Linked DNA regions of Homo sapiens: region 1 is linked to region 2. A link is a contact called in ENCODE Hi-C data. All regions are on one chromosome and are shown on one strand. Each heading gives the region's core, a stretch centred on a gene start or an enhancer-like site at or near the end of the contact. The rest is flanking DNA. Distances are from core to core; before and after follow the strand shown.

Region 1 (5,418 bases), core at 1,987-4,486, 170 kb after region 2:
AACACCTGGCCAAATAATTTAGATTGAAAGAATACGTTTTTGGGAAGAGCAAGTACTTTTGAATGAGAGAGAGAACTTGAATTCCCTTTGGCTACTCATCAGCTGGGTGACTGACCTACGGCAAACTCCAAAGCTTCAGTTCCCTCATCAATAAAATGAGGCTTCATATCCACCTCTCACTGTTTTGGTCAGGAGACAAAAAAAGAATGTAGCTAATAAAATTTATCCATCAGGATCTCAACTTACAACAGAGCATGCATGCAAAATAGGAAAATTCCAGGAGATTTTTAGGAAGCTATATACAAAAGAACAGAGGCAGAGAAAACAAAAGGAATAAAACATGTGAGGGGAGAGTTGCTATAACCCAACAGGAGACAAAAAGTCAGACACAGTTATTCGCCTTTAAAAGAACAGTGACTTTTTGCTGAAGGAGCCAAGGAAATAAATACTCCAGCCTCACTCTCTTTTCTCCCTCTGGTCTCCAACCAAGCCTCAAGCCAGAGGACATCAGAGCCCACTTGATTTAGCTCTTGTAGATCAACCTCAAGGGAAGGTGGAAGGGTGCAGGATAGAGAAGATATCTAAAGGAGCAAAAGGAAGCTCACCACCACATAAAAATTGTTCCTAATTATTGAGTGTTTTCTGTGTAACAGACACAAATACCTTATATGTGTCGACTCATTTAAACCAAATAATCTTATAAGGCAAATATTATTATTTTCCCATTTTAGAGATGAGGAACATGAGGCTGGCTGTGTGTAGTTAAGTAACTTCCTGAAAGTCTCAGAACTAAGGATGAAAGCAGGAATTGAATCAAGGTAATGTGTACTATAGCCTGTTATTGTCAAAGATCAGTAAGTGGTAGTAATTGGTTTCATAATTATCGTCACTACATAAAAGCTATTTAATCCCAACCAATTATATTTCCAGGGTTTTATCTCAATTATAATACTGCGAATGCATAATAAAGTATGTTCAATATGCTATTTGTAACACTGTATTGGCAAAATATACACAAAATTTAAATGCCTAGTGTTGGGGCTCAGAAACCAATACCACAAAATGTGACACTTTGACATGCTGAAATGAAGAAGGCTTAAGTTTTCTTTGACCTTCCTTCACCAATCCTCTCTTTCCCAAAGCACAGAATGAAGGTATTCTCTGAAGTTCCCTTATCTGCCTAAAGTCTCGACTTGCCAAAGAAGAAAACAGTTACCTCTGGTCTCTTCCCTGACTTTCCACAAACTGAACTCATATTGCAGAAAGAAAGACTGAAGTCTGTCAACACACACGGAGAGCTCTGCAGGCTTAACATACTTTGTCTCAGGCCACTGTATGTTCTTCAAACACATTGAATTCCCCTAAAAATCATTTTCTAACCCCCCAAATCACCCATACATCACCCATCTGCCTTTCCTCTAATAAGGAGGTACAACCCTCTGTACCTCATTGGGATATTGGCCAATCACTCTGTGATTCTCCCCCATGCCCGCTGATAAATTTGTATGCCATTTGTCCTGTTAATCTGCCTTTTGTGACTTGATTTTTCAGTGAAACTTCAGAGGGTAGAGGGGAAGTTTTCCCTTGGCCCCTACACTATGAACTGAGATAGACAAAATAAATTAGTATGTTTATAAAGTGGAATACCATATGGTCAGTAAAAACCGGTAGCTCTATGAGTACTGTGTGTTGATACACAGACACACACACACACACACACACACACACACACACACACACACACACGGGGGGGGATTCGAAAAGGTTATATGTTACATTTTCTGTTAAAAATTTAAAATAACTACATTACCTATATTCTTGTTGACAAAATTTGAGTGCCTGGAAAAATACATAAGAAACTGGTAACGTAATTGCCTTTGGGGAAAGCAACTGGGTGGCAGGGTGAAATGGAGATAATTTTTTATTGCACACATTTTGTACTTTTAATTTTTTTACCATGGTCATGTAATAACCTATTAAAAACATAATTTAATTAAGGAAAAAAATCTAATTTTGCATTATTATTGACCTTCCAGGGATTCATGTAATTTGAGAAATTGAATGAAAACAATTTTACATGCATGAAATTCAGCTTTCTTACTCTATACATCCTGAGTGATTTGCCTTTTTCAGTAACAGAATCCTTTGCTATACCAGCTTGTTAAATGAATGCCAAATCAAGAGTAAAATTTCCATCTGTATTCCATAGTGTTTTAGCCATGCTGCAAAAGCAAAACCTGTAGGTAAAACAAAGAAAATTATCACCTTGAAGCTAGGTAACAGGTAACCCAGAAGTCCGGCCAAGCATAAAATTACAGCCACAAACAGCCCTGCAGAGAACATCTCAGGACGGCGGCTGCTGGGTTTTTGTTGTTGTTTTCATCTTTCTTGGCCAAAGGAAGCAGGTGTTAAGAGAGCTCAACCACAGCTCCTGAACTCTGAGATTTACAGAGCTCTGTCACCTGGGGTAATACTGCCATTCTTCCAGGTTTTCTTCCTGTCCAAGAAATCTGACATGCTGTTTTTCATGGTATTTTCAAACTGGAAGATCGAGACAGAAACTTTGGTCGTCAGGAATGCAGAGATTGCCCAATGAAATGACAGAATTGATCATTAGGATGCTTGTTACTCAAAAAGCCCATTTTTTAAAGAAGGATGTATTAAAATTATTCCAGCATGCTAATGTGGCACACTCCTCTGCTGCCTAACGGCAGGTGTTGCTATTAGCAGAGGAAGCCTTGTTCTAAGAATTATTCTAGAGGGCCAGAAAGAACAGGTATTGCTCCACCCGAGTAAACGCTGACTCAACTCTGCAGGGCTGGCGCGCTCTTTCCTCACCTCACCCCTCCTGCCAGGCACAACTGAGATCCAGAAATAAGAGGATTAGCGAGAGAAGGGGAAATATGCAGGACGGTAGTGATGGGTATGCACAAAGGAGTGCCAAGCAGTTTTAACCGTTAATGTTCTTCGTCTATTGCTAGAGAAAATGTCTTTCCTTGGAGGAGGCATTGGCACGAGTTACTATAAACTCCCTCTGAATCTCAAGACTTCTGGGACGCCGATTCCGCTCCTGGCCTGGGGCAAGGCGTGGGAGCTTGGAAGCCAGCGCTGCGCTCCCCGTGGGAAGCGATCGTCTCCTCTGTCAACTCGCGCCTGGGCACTTAGCCCCTCCCGTTTCAGGGCGCCGCCTCCCCGGATGGCAAACACTATAAAGTGGCGGCGAATAAGGTTCCTCCTGCTGCTCTCGGTTTAGTCCAAGATCAGCGATATCACGCGTCCCCCGGAGCATCGCGTGCAGGAGCCATGGCGCGGGAGCTATACCACGAAGAGTTCGCCCGGGCGGGCAAGCAGGCGGGGCTGCAGGTCTGGAGGATTGAGAAGCTGGAGCTGGTGCCCGTGCCCCAGAGCGCTCACGGCGACTTCTACGTCGGGGATGCCTACCTGGTGCTGCACACGGCCAAGACGAGCCGAGGCTTCACCTACCACCTGCACTTCTGGCTCGGTAAGGGACGGCGGGCGGCGGGACCCCGACGCACCAAGGCCGGCGAGGGGAGGGCGTAGGGGTCTGAGATTTGCAGGCGTGGGAGTAAAGGGGACCGCAAACTGAGCTAGCCACTCGCGCCCCCACGGGGCTGCCCTTTGGGGCCGGCCACTTTCTCCCTACCGAAGTCAACTCGCCGGCTGCAAACGCGGGGCTCAGGCGTTGTCCGCAATTGACTTACCTCGCAGGCTTTGACCTTTGCCAGGTGTAGTTCCTGGACTTTGGAGCTGGTGACTGGCTTCTTCCCCTTTCACCGTCAAGTATCCAAACGCCACTCTTGTCCAGGGCCGCTGCCTCAGCGCACACCGTCTCTGGCCAAGCCCCGCTCACCTTCCGACAAACTCAGTCCTGCTTTCCCTGTCGGGATGGAGAGGAAGTCATAAAGTCTGGGGGCATCTGCCGCCGCTAGGAAGAAGTCCTTTTCTTTTTCTTCACACATTATTTTTATTTGTTGCTTTCGGGCACTGGCTTATTTTCTCTATGATTGCGGGAATTATTGTTCTGGGCTTCTTTAAAACAGGATTCTACCCGCACCATGCTGCTTGTGGGTCTGGTAGACAAAAACTCCGCTTCATTCGGAAGCTGGCGTCCTCAGATAGAAGTAAGAAAAAAATACAGATATTTTATATACAAATAAATAGCTCTATATGGGTATTTCATATATTTATGTAGACTGCTTTATTGTTATTATTTATTATTTATTTTAGCAAGGACACAAGATGGAACAGAAACGGCTCCTTCAGCAGTAGTAATTATTTTGAGCTGCGTTCGTGCCAGGCTGTCAGGACACTGGGCCTTGTGTGTTCTTTTTCCACCTTCTACTTTTACTCATAAACATCCTGAATGTCCAGCCTCTCCCCAGGAGGTCTTGTGCCAGTGGGCACACCCTGTCTAACAACATGCCGATTCTCTGAGCCTTTTTGCCTTCTTTTAAAACTAGCTAGCCTGCCCAGTACTCGTGTTTGTTTAGTTTTATCCCTGAGCTTAGGAGGAAAACACACAAAACCACACACACTTACACATTTTTGAGTCCCTGAAAGCCAACACTGTAATTTCCAACATTTGAAGATTTTAAGAAACAAAATAATAGAAAACATTGAGTAGTGACTGTCTAAACATTGGCAAACACCTGGAACAGGCATTTGAGAAATGAGAAATGAAAAATACGTAGATGAAGATAAGACTTTTAATTATAACATTTGGAGTCAAAAATTTGTGTTAGCTTGAGGAGGCAGAGAAGGCTCAGCCTGAGTTCTGAACACATTTTGGCTTCTTGATGCATTGCTGTTATTCCTATTATAATGTTGTAATACACAGTCATCTATTTGTATTTTCTGCCAGAAAAGACTGAAACTTTTATAACCCATGTTCAAGAATGAATGATGCCAGATAGAATAATGATGTCCTTACAGAGGACTTTCCATGCAGAACTTAAATCTAGCATGAATGAAAGTGTTTGAAATGCCACATTTGCCATTTGAGTAAATTAAAATGTGAAATAATGCCATATCTTACTGTAGACAGCAGTTAAGTTTGACTTTGTCAGATGACCGCAAGGGAGATTTGAACACAATTCTTTAATTCTATACATTTTTATCCAAGTTGTCCTCTTAACTACTATATTTTGTAGGGTTTACAGATTCACCTTATTCACTTAATTATCTACTTAATTATCCACTTGATGCCCATAAATTTCAAAAATATAATAGAAAATGGTTTGGGCAGAAACATTTATAATCTTAAAGACATGCTAAAACTGAAGTCAATAACATGTTAATAACAAGCAAATTCATTCAGTAATTATTCAATATGGCCAGTACTGTACAAGGCACTTGTGGATATGAATAATTAATGAAACTTCTCTAAAAGTTCATCAC
Region 2 (5,535 bases), core at 1,144-3,643:
TTTTTTAAAATGGCAAGATCTGAGTATTTCTCTGAAGAGAATAAGCAAATTTCTCATAAGGGCATTAAAATGCTTGACATCATTAGCCATTAGGAAAATGACAATCAAACTACAATGAAATACCACTTCACAACCACGAGGATAGGTAGAATCCAAATCTCAGTTAATAAAAAGTGTTGATGGAAACATGAAGAAGTTAGAAGCTTTACACACTGTTGCAGAAATACAAAACAGCACAGCCACTTTGGAAAACATCCTGGCTGTTCCTTAAGTAGTTAATCACAGAGTTACCCTATGACCCGGTATTTCCACTCCTAGGCATATATCTCGGAGAAATGAAAACATACATCCAAACAAAACTTGTACCTCGGTGCTTTATAGCAACATTATTTATAATAGTCAAAAGGTGGAAACAACTCAAATGTTCATCAACAAATGAATGTACATACAAAATATAGTATATCCACACAATGGAACATTATTCTATCTTAAAAAGGAATGAAATACTGGTACATGCTACAAGATGAATGAACCTTGATAATACTGTGCTAGATGAAGTAAGCCAGTCACAAAAGACAACCTATTATATGATTCAGTTTACATAAAATATCCAGAATAGGCAAATGCAATGAGACAGAAAGTAGATTAGTAATTCCTTATCGCTGGGGAGAAAGGGAGGGTGATAGCCGGCATGCGGCATGATAGCCCAGGGTATAGTATTTCTTTCTGATTGATAAATATGTTCTAAAATTGACTGTGGTCATCGCTGCATATACCTGTAAATATACTCTGAATATACACATATCTGTGAAAATGAAAAACCATAGAGTCGCACACTTTGAGTGATTTGTATGGTATATGAACATCTTAATAAAGCTATTTGAAAAAAAGAAGTCTCAATAAATGCATTTTCCATTTACCTCGTCTTCTAGTTTTACTCCATTAAACATAAAGAACTTGACAATGTTACCAATGTTATGAACTTAAAACCTGGTAATGGGTAATATTTGTCTTCAGCAGAGAGATTACAAAGCTATTATATAGAGGCAAAAAAGGGTTATGCGGTCTATAGTAAACATGAAATCATCTTCCTTTATAAACATTGGTCATTTTTTTCCTGGAAATATTTATCTAACTGTAATGAACAGATATATGTTATTACATGTATTTTTTAAAGTTATTCATAAAGATTTAGTAACGCTGTAAGCAAACCAAAGAAGGACCAGAAAAAATATCATTGCAGAAAATAATAAATTTGATTTTAGTATTTTATTTTTAAGTTTTGTATAGGATAGTGTTTGTATTCCCCTTATACAAAGCAAACTTACATCAGTAAAATGAGTTAAGATCAAAAAATGATAAGACAAAACTATACCCTGGACTGCTATAAATGTTGTACATAATGTTTTTTCAAGCTGCAGATGGTTGAACACAGATCAGACTTTTTCTGAAAAACGTAAGGAAACTTGCAATATAAGAACAAGTCACCTTTCATTAATATTCCTATCTGTATGAACACAAAAAACAAGCAAAAAGGGCTAATGAAAGTAGTTTTGGTTTAACTTCACTGTATTTTAAACTAAATGTTCTTTGTCATGGATTAAAGAAGTAGGAGGGGAGTATTCGCTCCACAGAGATCTCTTTTACAGTGCCAAAACTGATTCTAACATATATATACAAAAACCATAATACAGTATAATACGGATATACAAAACTTAACTTGGTGATTTATTGTAGGGATAAAATGTTCACCAATGAATTATTTCTGAGGGTCCGGTTGGAGGTGGAATTCGTGCAGTATGGAATTCAACTCTGTTCTGAGAATTCAGGTCCACTTGCGGCTAGCATACCTTGCAGATCCGGCGAAAGTTTCTTACAGTAAATTACAATGACCTCAAAGAGCAGGATAACAGCAGGAAACAACCAAAAACAGAACCAAGGGTCGTAGAGTAAGAGGAGGCAACAACCGCATGTGCGCAAAAGAAAAGTGTAGAGTTTTCAAGCTGGAAATTGACCTTTTCAAAGACAGCAGAGGGACAGAGAGGAGGCGGGTGAGGAACAAACATCGCTTGCTGCCTTAAAACGCACAGGGACGCTCCCCAAGTCGTCCAAAAAGTCTAGCCTAGTCCCTCTACCGCCCACGCGGCGCCACTGCGCGCCCACCCCCGCGCGCCCTACCTCGCTTACCTTCCCCCCAGGCCAGGAACATCAGCGCGATCACCAGCACGCAGGCTCCGCCAGGCATCGCTGCTTCCGCAGGTGGGGCGAAAGGCGTCGCAGAGCCCGGGCCGCGGGTGCCAGGAGGATGGGGCCACAGCAGCCCCTCGGGCCTCCTTTCTTGGATTTTCTCAGTCTGTTGCTGCTTGGAACAGGGAAGCTCCGCGTCCTCGTTCTGGGGTGCACCCAGTCCTTTCGTGGGATAGAGCCTTCGCGTAATCCGTCTGCGACTCCTCCCTTCCCATTTTGGCTGCTGGCTGACCTGAAAGCCACGCCCAACCTGTCCCCATAGCCCAGCGTGTACCGGCAGTGGCTCCGCCGCCTTGGATGTCACCGTGCAGTCGCACAGCCAGGAGTCAAGCTACAGGGATGTAGCTCTCCGCCCGCTGCGTCTTGCTGTTCTAACAGAGGCTGTATGAAAACTTGGTAATCCTAGAAACTGCTCAGATGGACCTCGCATAAAAGAAGCCTCACAAGGTTCCGTTGGAAGGGGAAGTTTCCCATGATTGTATCTGCAGACGGATTCCTAACTGCGTAATGGGCGCTACTGGTTTGCACCCCAAGGCGAAGGCGCTGAAAATGCTCCTGTCACCTTAGATCTCAGTGATGAACGACAGGAGGAGGAGTAGACACTAACGTTGCAACAGTAGATGCCTTTTCTTCTGCCTCTGTGACAGGTTTTCAGAAGTGGAAAGGACCGCATTTAGACACTAGCCAAACCATGAGGTTTGTCACCTGTATTTGCCAGTGATTCCCAGAGCTCTTACAGTTGTCCCAGGACGCTTTAGCACATGGCCACACGACTCCCAAGGTTGACCTGGGAGTTATTAGAAGATCAGAGGGCTCTAATGTCTTCCCCCAACCTCGTTTTTGTTTTGTTTTGTTTTGTTCGAGACAAGGTCTCACTCTGTCACCCAGGCTGGAGTGCAGTGGCACAGTCACAGCTCGCTGGAGCCTTGAACTCCTGGCGTCAAGCGATCTTCCCCCTCAGTCTCCCAAAATGCTGGGATTACAGGCGTGAGCCACCGTGCCAGGTCTAAGGTCTTCAGAAGTGTGGTTGCCTCTGCAGAGGAACAGGGTCCTTTTTTCAACTGATTCTACATCTTTTTATGTCTGAAAATGAAACCTCACTGTCCTAGTTTTTCCCTGGCTGTCTCATTCCTTGAGTCTCCCATCCATCACCTTGCACTTGGTTCTCACAGAGCCTTTACCTGAAGAGGATAGTTTGGGGGTCCAAGTGGGCACCAAGGTTCCACCCACAAATTTGGAGGTTCAAGGTTGGCCTAGGCATGGTGGTGGAAACAGGAGGTGTCCAAATGCATAAACAAGTATTTTTTTAATTTCATATAATTCTTTATTTTTAATTTGAAAGGTAAATTACCATTTAAAATTTTAAAGCTTATCATCTCCATAGTAAAAATATTAACCCATATTGGAAATAATTTCTTTTTGGTACACAATACTTGTGTGTAGCCATCTTTCAAATGCAGCAAGGGCACCCAATTTTCTGGATTAAAAATAAAATATTACTTTTTGGTGGACGGTAGACAGGTGATTTTTATCTTAAGGCTTAAGTATGGAAGGGCAATATAATGTAGGCACAATGAAAACCCAGAGATTTCTTAGTGTACAGTTAAGTCTTTTGTTTCCGCTTAAAAAATTCTAATAAAACAGACAAGAAATTAAATGTCAGTTTTCTCAATCTATTTGTGAAATCACCAGGAACAAAGTAATTTGATGTGAATCAAATCATAGCAGGACTTTTGTGAATTTATTTTCTAGCAGTATCTATACAAATGTAGTAAACTTTTATACTTTCTTGGAGGACAACATTACTTATCTGACTTCCATCAAAATACAATTTCAGGTATCGTGGGCCTTATTTTTTTCTTCAGTTTTTGATTGTTTATGAGTTTATGAGTTTACAATAAACTTGTGCCAAAACCCAACTTCCCTCCATGTGACTAAAGATGGAAAAAACTAAAAGCAACTTAAGAATTTTTTTTCAAGTCTCAGTAACCTGGCTTGGATCTGCAAGAATGTATCAATTAAATGCTGGTTATATCACGCCTGTAATCCCAGTGCTTTGGGAGGTCGAGGCAGGCGGATCACCTGAGGTCAGGAGTTCAAGACCAGCCTGGCCAACATGGTGAAACCCCATCTCTACTAAAAATACAAAACATTAGATGGGCGTGGTGGCGTTCGCCTGTAGTCCCATCTACTCGGGAGGCTGAGGCAGGAGAATCGTTTGAGCCCAGGAGGCAGAGGTTGCAGTGAGCCAAGATAGCTCCTCTGTACTCCAGCCTGGGCGACAGAGCAAGATTCCATCTCAAAAAAAAAAAAAAAAAAAAAAAAAATTAGTTATAGAACTGTATGGAAAACAAAAAGTAATGAAAATGTTTTAATCTATGTCTCGTGAAGTTAATCAAAAATTGGTATAAGATTCTTTTTTATATTTTTGAACATTAAAAACAATGGATGCATGGTACCCCGCAATATAGAGACTGACAGCACTTGTAAAATGCAGTAAATATCACTGAGACAAATAATAAGAATGTCAGAGGGAAGAAGAAATGAAGCCAAGTGCTAATAAGTACAATATAGCTTAAATTAAAAGATTAACAGGAGAAAATTTTCAAATGATAATTTTCTAGGAAAAGGAGATAACTCAGTTTTTGTCAGGTTAATTTACAAAGTGATGGGCTTGAGTGAAAAAAAATACCAAATTCAAGGGGCAGAAAAACCCAGTGATTAAGTCCACAAATCCTAGGTTAAAAACACCTGGGCTGTAATTCTAGATCTGCTACCTATTTATCAGAAGTGTAACCTTGAACAGCACACTCAACTCCTCTTAACCTCATTTTTCTGTACAATAGAAATGACAATAATAGTACCCCATAGACTTAAAGAATCAAAAGTGTATGTGCATGCCTGTGTGTGGCTGGGAGCGTGGAAGAGCATCTGGAGAAAGAGCACTCAGAATAGCATTTGGTCCAAAGTAGCTATTATGGTCGAATGTAACAGTTTACTGTTATTAGAACTAGGGTAATATTCTACATAATTATACTTTCTCTTATGTCTTATTATATAAAGGTGCATCATTTCTTGGCACTACTCTATTACAGTGTCTGCACAGTTTGGAGTAACCTTCCTGGAAAATACATATTTATGTAACATATGAATTCCTCATCCCATGTTTTACTAAATGAGTGAGCCCTTTTCCAGAAATGTAAAATTGATAGGATTGCTTCTGGGGTTTACTTGAGCTGAACACAAGTACACTCAGAAGCAGAGGCTAAAACATACAGCAGGTCCTTG

The links. Hi-C counts contacts between places; a loop is a spot of excess contacts on that map. Pooled maps may share reads with other maps.
Region 1: a loop to region 2 is called in a pooled map, with 2.4 times the contacts of the local background. The contact joins the promoter of SCIN here to the promoter of VWDE in region 2. A Hi-C loop is called at or near these places in 1 of 50 pooled maps.

What each region holds. Positions count from the first base shown.
Region 1 is chr7:12,567,484-12,572,901 of GRCh38, forward strand. It overlaps SCIN (scinderin), which reads left to right and starts at 3,237. Exons shown (of 16, transcript NM_001112706.3): 1 at 3,237-3,502. The coding sequence starts at 3,304. LOC107986768 reads right to left here. Exons shown (of 3, transcript XR_007060635.1): 3 at 1-3,898.
Region 2 is chr7:12,401,472-12,407,006 of GRCh38, forward strand. It overlaps VWDE (von Willebrand factor D and EGF domains), which reads right to left and starts at 2,394. Exons shown (of 29, transcript NM_001135924.3): 1 at 2,188-2,394. The coding sequence starts at 2,245. LOC105375154 (a long non-coding RNA gene) reads left to right here and starts at 4,667. Exons shown (of 3, transcript XR_927035.4): 1 at 4,667-5,535. RefSeq lists enhancers at 1,682-2,249, 2,250-2,815 and silencers at 1,952-2,246, 2,140-2,189, 3,127-3,316.